Linked DNA regions of Homo sapiens: region 2 is linked to region 1. A link is a loop called in an ENCODE intact Hi-C map of the cell type or tissue named here. Cell type or tissue: OCI-LY7. All regions are shown on one strand. Links, peaks and the distances in the headings refer to the core of each region. The heading gives the core; the rest is flanking DNA.

Evidence for each region. Peaks named below come from ENCODE experiments on the same cell type or tissue, not always from the same donor. Only the 100,000 strongest peaks of a DNase experiment are listed, where the experiment ranks them.
Region 2: a loop joins it to region 1, with 8 times the contacts of the local background. A loop is called at or near these places in 1 of 110 quality-filtered maps.

What each region holds. Positions count from the first base shown.
Region 1 is chr2:224,665,679-224,668,604 of GRCh38, reverse strand. No RefSeq gene overlaps it. Among named protein-coding and RNA genes, the nearest start is that of CCDC195, 49 kb to the left of the region's middle. In OCI-LY7, for the core only: no CTCF peak of the experiment used is centred there; a DNase peak (open chromatin) is centred at 1,444; H3K4me3 peaks cover 2,345 bases; H3K27ac peaks cover 2,500 bases.
Region 2 is chr2:225,274,551-225,277,476 of GRCh38, reverse strand. No RefSeq gene overlaps it. Among named protein-coding and RNA genes, the nearest start is that of NYAP2, 120 kb to the left of the region's middle. In OCI-LY7, for the core only: no CTCF peak of the experiment used is centred there; DNase peaks (open chromatin) are centred at 1,126 and 2,526; H3K4me3 peaks cover 2,301 bases; H3K27ac peaks cover 2,500 bases.

The DNA.
Region 1 (2,926 bases), core at 110-2,609:
ATCTTTATGAGCCTCAGAATCTTCACTTATAAAATGAGGACCATAATTACTTTGTTCAGGCTGACATAACAAAGTACCACAAACTAAATTTATTATCTCACAATTCTAGAACTACAAGTCTGAGATCAAGAGGTTGCCAGGGTTGGTTCTTGCTGGGGGCTGTGAGGGAGAATCTGTTCCATGCCTCTCTCCGAGCTTTGGGTGGTTTGCTAGCAGTCTTTGACACTCCTTGGTTTGTAGATTTCTGCCTTCATCTTCACATGGTGTTCTCCCCATGAGACTGTCCGTGTCCAAATTCCCCCTTTTGTAAGGACAACAATCATGTTGGATTAGAGGCCTACCCTACTTTAGTATGACCTCATCTTAACTGATTACTATTATGTCTTAACAATGACATCTTAACTAGTTTTATTCCATTGTCTCCTGAAACACTGGGAGTGTGAGCCTCCTTTCTACCTTTACTATAGGTTATGACATATAATTATCATTTAAACAAGAGAAATGGCCCTTTCAAAATGGTTCTTGTATACTAGAAAGATAAATGATCTGTGTTTTCTTTATTTTACAAAATATAAGAAATATAGCAATTAGGAAAACCTTACCAATGCACTCAGGGTCTGAAAGCTGTGGGAAACAAAGCAATCACCTTGGTGCTTTCTCTGCTTTTAGAAAGAAACTTATTTTTTAAAATCCTGCTTTTAATTATATTACTTAGGCCCCAGGGTACTGAGTCTTTTCTAATTGTTTGCCTTTTGTATAAGGGTTTTTCCATTGTTTCAAGGTTTTATTTACTTACGTATAATTCAACTAATAGAATTGTTGACTCTCTTAGAAGTTAAGGTAGTTTGCCGGGTGCAGTGGCTCATGCCTATAATCCCAGCACTTTGGGAGGCGAAGGTGGGTGAATTACCTGAGGTCAAGAGTTCCAGACCAGCCTGGCGAGACCCCATCTCTACTAAAAATACAAAAATTAGCCACGCATGGTGGCTTATGCCTGTAATCCCAACTACTCAGAAGGCTGAGGCACAAGAATTGCTTGAACCCGGGAGGCGGAGGCTGCAGTGAGCCAATATTGTGCCACTGCACTACAGCCTGGGTGACAGAGTGAGTCCATCTAAAAAAAAAAAAAGAAATTAAGGTAGTTTAAAGGGTTTATTGTTTAACTTAATGATTAAATTCCCCATGTTGTCCCAAAATATGGCACTTCTTACAAAGAAAAGAGACACCATTAAAAAGTAAGTAGAATTGCGTAAGAGCAATTTTCAGAGTAACTATCTATTCTCATTATCCCCCAGCAAATTAGCCACTTCACAGATTATTTGCTGAAAACGTAAACTCTTATCAAAGACAGGATGTGAAAGCTAAGGTATTTGCATTACCATTAACCCTCTAGTGACTCTGCAACTCTGAAAGCTCTCAAAATATGTCATTTCTTGGCTGGCTGATCACCCAAATATGACAAAGACAGGTGTTATGGTTAATTTTATGTATCAACTTGACTGGCCATGGGGTGCCCAGATTAGACATTGTTTTTGAGTGTATCTGGGAGGGTATTTCCAGATGCAATTAGCATTTGAATCAGTGGACTCATTGAAGTAGACTGCTCTTCCCATGTATATGGGCATCATCTGATCAATTGAGAGCCTAAATAAAAGAAAAAGTGGAGAAAGGAGAAATTTGCCCTGCTCTGCTGAGCTCGGACACCTCATTTCAGCTTCTTGGCCCTCAGAACGTGATTTACATAATTATTTCTCCTGTTTTCCGTCCTTCTGACTGAATTGTACCACTGGCTTTCCTGGGTCTCCAATTTACAGATGGCAGATTGTGGGACTTCTCAGGCTCCATAATTGCATGAACCAATTTCTCATGAACCAATGCCTAGGTGACAGAGCGAGACTCTGTCTCACAAAAAAAATAAATAAATAAAAATGTATATATATATATCCATATGTATATTACTGGTGCTCTTTCTCCGGAGAACTCTGACTAATGCAGTTAAGGAACTATATATGCATCTAACTATGCATGCATATGTAATGCATGCAAGTTTTCTATAAAGTTGTAGAAATTTCTAGTTAGGGTCATCAGCATATGATCAGAGTCTGACCTTTTGTAAAACTCGAAGAAATATTCTCCAAACTCCTTCAAAATTACATTGCGGTCAATATATGGTAAGATAAAGAAAACTGGGTATGCTTTACACTTCAGCAATGTCTTCCTTTTTTTCTTTTTTTTTTTTTGAGACGAAGTCTCAATCTGTCACCTAGGCTAGAGTGCAGTGGCACGATCTCGGGTCACTGCAACCTCCACCTCCTGGGTTTCAGTGACTCTCCTACCTCAGCCTCCTGAGTAGCTGGGATTAAAGGCACCTGCCACTACGCCCGGCTACTTTTTGTATTTTTAGTAGAGACGGAGTTTCACCATGTTAACCAGCATGGTCTCCATCTCCTGACCTCGTGATCCGCCCGCCTCAGTCTCCCAAAGTGTTGGGATTACAAGCGTGAGCCATCGTGCCTGCCCCTAGTAATGTCTTTCTACATATTCCTTTAGTTAAATCACCTGTGAAAGGTAACATAACATTACCTTGCCTTTGTAAAATCCTTTATAATTTTTAGAATTCATTTGAGGGATTGAATTTGATCCTGTGAAGTAAGGTAAGGCACATTTTATTGTCCCCACTTTTAAAGGCAGACTCTAAAGCCCATTAGATTTTGCAGTCTTGTAGGAGATAACTACTGTTTTGGCCTGGCCAACATCCAGCCACCCTCTAGAAGTCAGTGCCTGGTCTTTCAAGGAACTAACCCTTTCCCAACACTTAGGTTACAGGATTAGATGAGTCGACCTCATACCCACAAACCTCCTGTCTCTAAAGAGAAGCATGTGATTCAAATTAGCCAATAGGTGCATCCCATTTCCCTGGCCACAT
Region 2 (2,926 bases), core at 101-2,600, 610 kb before region 1:
AGAAGAAAAGCTTTACTGATGTCATAAAGAAAGATATGATTCTATGGAGATGAAAAGAAGAAATAAAAAGATGGGAGTTCTCGCTAAATTATTGTGTGAGTCTAATATTGGGGTGAGCAATGTCTAGCAAAATCTCAATGATACTTTATATTAACAAAATCATTCTAAATTTTACCTAGAACTTGAGGCATGAAGAAAAATGTAGGCAATGATAGAAAACAATTGGAAAAAAAGTTATTATGGAAGAAGGCATTCTATCATTTATATAAACATTTAAAAAATATATAGGTTAAAAATTATCTCAAAACAATATAGAAGAAATATATTATTATAAAATGTTTTGTCTTAGTTGTCTGAGTATTTTGAAAATAAAAGGTAACCATACCTCTACCATATCAATTATAGGTAAATTATAAAACTGAATATTAAAAAAACTAACTTAAAACATAAATATTCAACAGGTCTTTTCAAGAAGGAAGTTGTTAAATGTAATGAACAAAATATGAGAGAAAAAGAATGCATTATTTCAAAATGTTCCATTAAAATTCATAAAGAAATTAACAGGCCAGGCCTGATGGCTCATACCTGTAATCCTAGCATTTTGGGAGGCCGAGGCAGGAGGATCACTTGAGCTCAGGAGTTCAAAACCAGCCTAGGCAACATAGTGAGAACTCATCTATATATATGTATATGTTTAAAAAAAAGGAATAACCAGGTGGAAACTAAAAAGTTCATTGGTAGGAAAAATAATGACAGTAAATAAACTTGAAGTTAAAATGATTTCACTCATTGATGAGGGAAAAACTAAATTATCTTGTAAGAGAAACCTCGGCATTTTACCTTATCCTCTCAGCCAAAACCATTTCAGTGAAATTTGAACAATTCCAAAGGCCAGCACCTGCATCTCTTTGCCCAAGGGCTTTCTCCATTTCATCTGGTAAAAGTCACCTCTTCTTGCAACCCCCAGCCAAGGAATAACAAGAGTAAGTAATGAGCCCAGCTCTCTAGTCCTGCAGATGGGATAACTCTGAATTTCTCAGTTCTGTAATGGGATTAAAGTTCACCTGTCTGTGCTGACAATCTGTTCAAAATGCACACTTAGGGGATTTCTTCTGTCCTCGTTTCATTTCCCCATTCTCCTACCAGCGTTTGTCAGGATTAGCAACCAAATTAACTGCTTATTTTCATATCCTAGCCTCATAACAGCTTCGGGTGAACCCAAGACAGACATTCACAAAAAAGGTGGGTTGTGCAGAGACAAATCATAAAAGAAGAAACATTGTCAAAGGTAAATTTATTTTGCCTCACAGGTTTCAAGGAAATGAACATTAAAGGAATAACTAATTTTTTTAATTAATCAGATTGTCTAAGATTTAAAACTAATCCTCAATGTTATAGAAGCACTATTCAGGGAATCCTTTTATACTCTACTGATGAGAATACAAATCTATAAAAACCATGTAAAAAGGGAATTTAGCAAAATCTATCTTTCCAAAATGTTTACACTCTTTTGCTCATTGGGTCCACTTTTATTATTTCTTTATTCATTTATTCACTAAATTACATTAAATTAAATGTGCTTTGATGCAAGGCATACTTTATGCTAAGTATAAAATCAGAGACTAAGGAACCCTAAGTGCAAACTCTCAGAGTGTTAGTTATGTTAGAGGAAACTAGTAAATGTGGAGGAGGCAGGGTTAATGAAGGAATAGACAAAATTTCCTTAGATTCCCTTATTTGTCTCCATTCCTCTTGGTCTGATATTGCACTGCCCTCAAGGTCCTGGCTCTGATACATGCCCTTGCTTAAGTGTTGATGTCTCCTGCTGGCCTGATTCTGGACCTTGACCCTTCCTAAGTTATGAAATTGTATTACTGGCATTGGCCTACCTATTTTTTCCTGGGTGCCTGACTTGGATCTCTTTCAGTTTTTAATATCTCTTCTCCCATAACTCAATGTTAACCACTTCCATCTTGTAACATATTATCACCCAAACTATTGCTCCATTTGCTAGCATGCACTATCAGGGTCTATGTTTTACAATCCATGTAAACAGTGATTGGAAAAAAAGATAAGACTAATAGACTTTAACATATACATCCCAGAGTCTAGGAATTCTCTTTAAAAAAAAAGATTCGGTAAAAAAAAATGTTAAACCATGAAAATCACCAACAAATGATAGGCACACTGTGTGTGTGTGTGTGTGTGTGTGTGTGTGTTTCTGTGTATGTGTGTGTTTAACTAAGAACATTTTTTTTCACAAGGGAATCTTTTCTGTTGGAATATTTTACATACAATGAATGATATTAACAAATAAAGATCTGAGGACTATGATCCTCAGGATATTAACTATGGGAACTTTAAAAAAATACCTCAAGTTTTTCCTAAACTCTTAACATAGGAAGATAAAATATTTCACAGTTCTAGGTTTTGAAATAGCCCCACACCCCAGGGATTCACTAGTGCTTAATCAATTGGCCACTGGCCAAGATGTTCTGGCATCGGCAAGAAGGTGCAGAGCTGTTGCCAAACCATGATTTACAGAAGTAACCACAGCTGATGATCAGGTCAGAGCTGCTGCTGAAGTTCTGTTCAAATAAATGCCAGGGAGTTGGGCTCCAACCTTAAGACTTGCATCTTGGTGACAGAAATGTACATATCAATCTCAAAGAGCATTACCTACCTATTTCTAGGAAGGTAAAAGATGAAATAAATGCATTGTGAAATTAAATAGGTACTTGAATTTACTGCCAGCATTTAAAAATGAAATTTATTTTTCATTCTATATAAAATCATCTGTCATATTTAACACTACATAAATTATATGGTGAAGTGTATTGAACTTCCTGGTCCAAATATATTTAAATGATCTCTCTGGCTTAGTGATGGATTTGTGAGACAAAACTTTAGGTGATTTCCACTATAC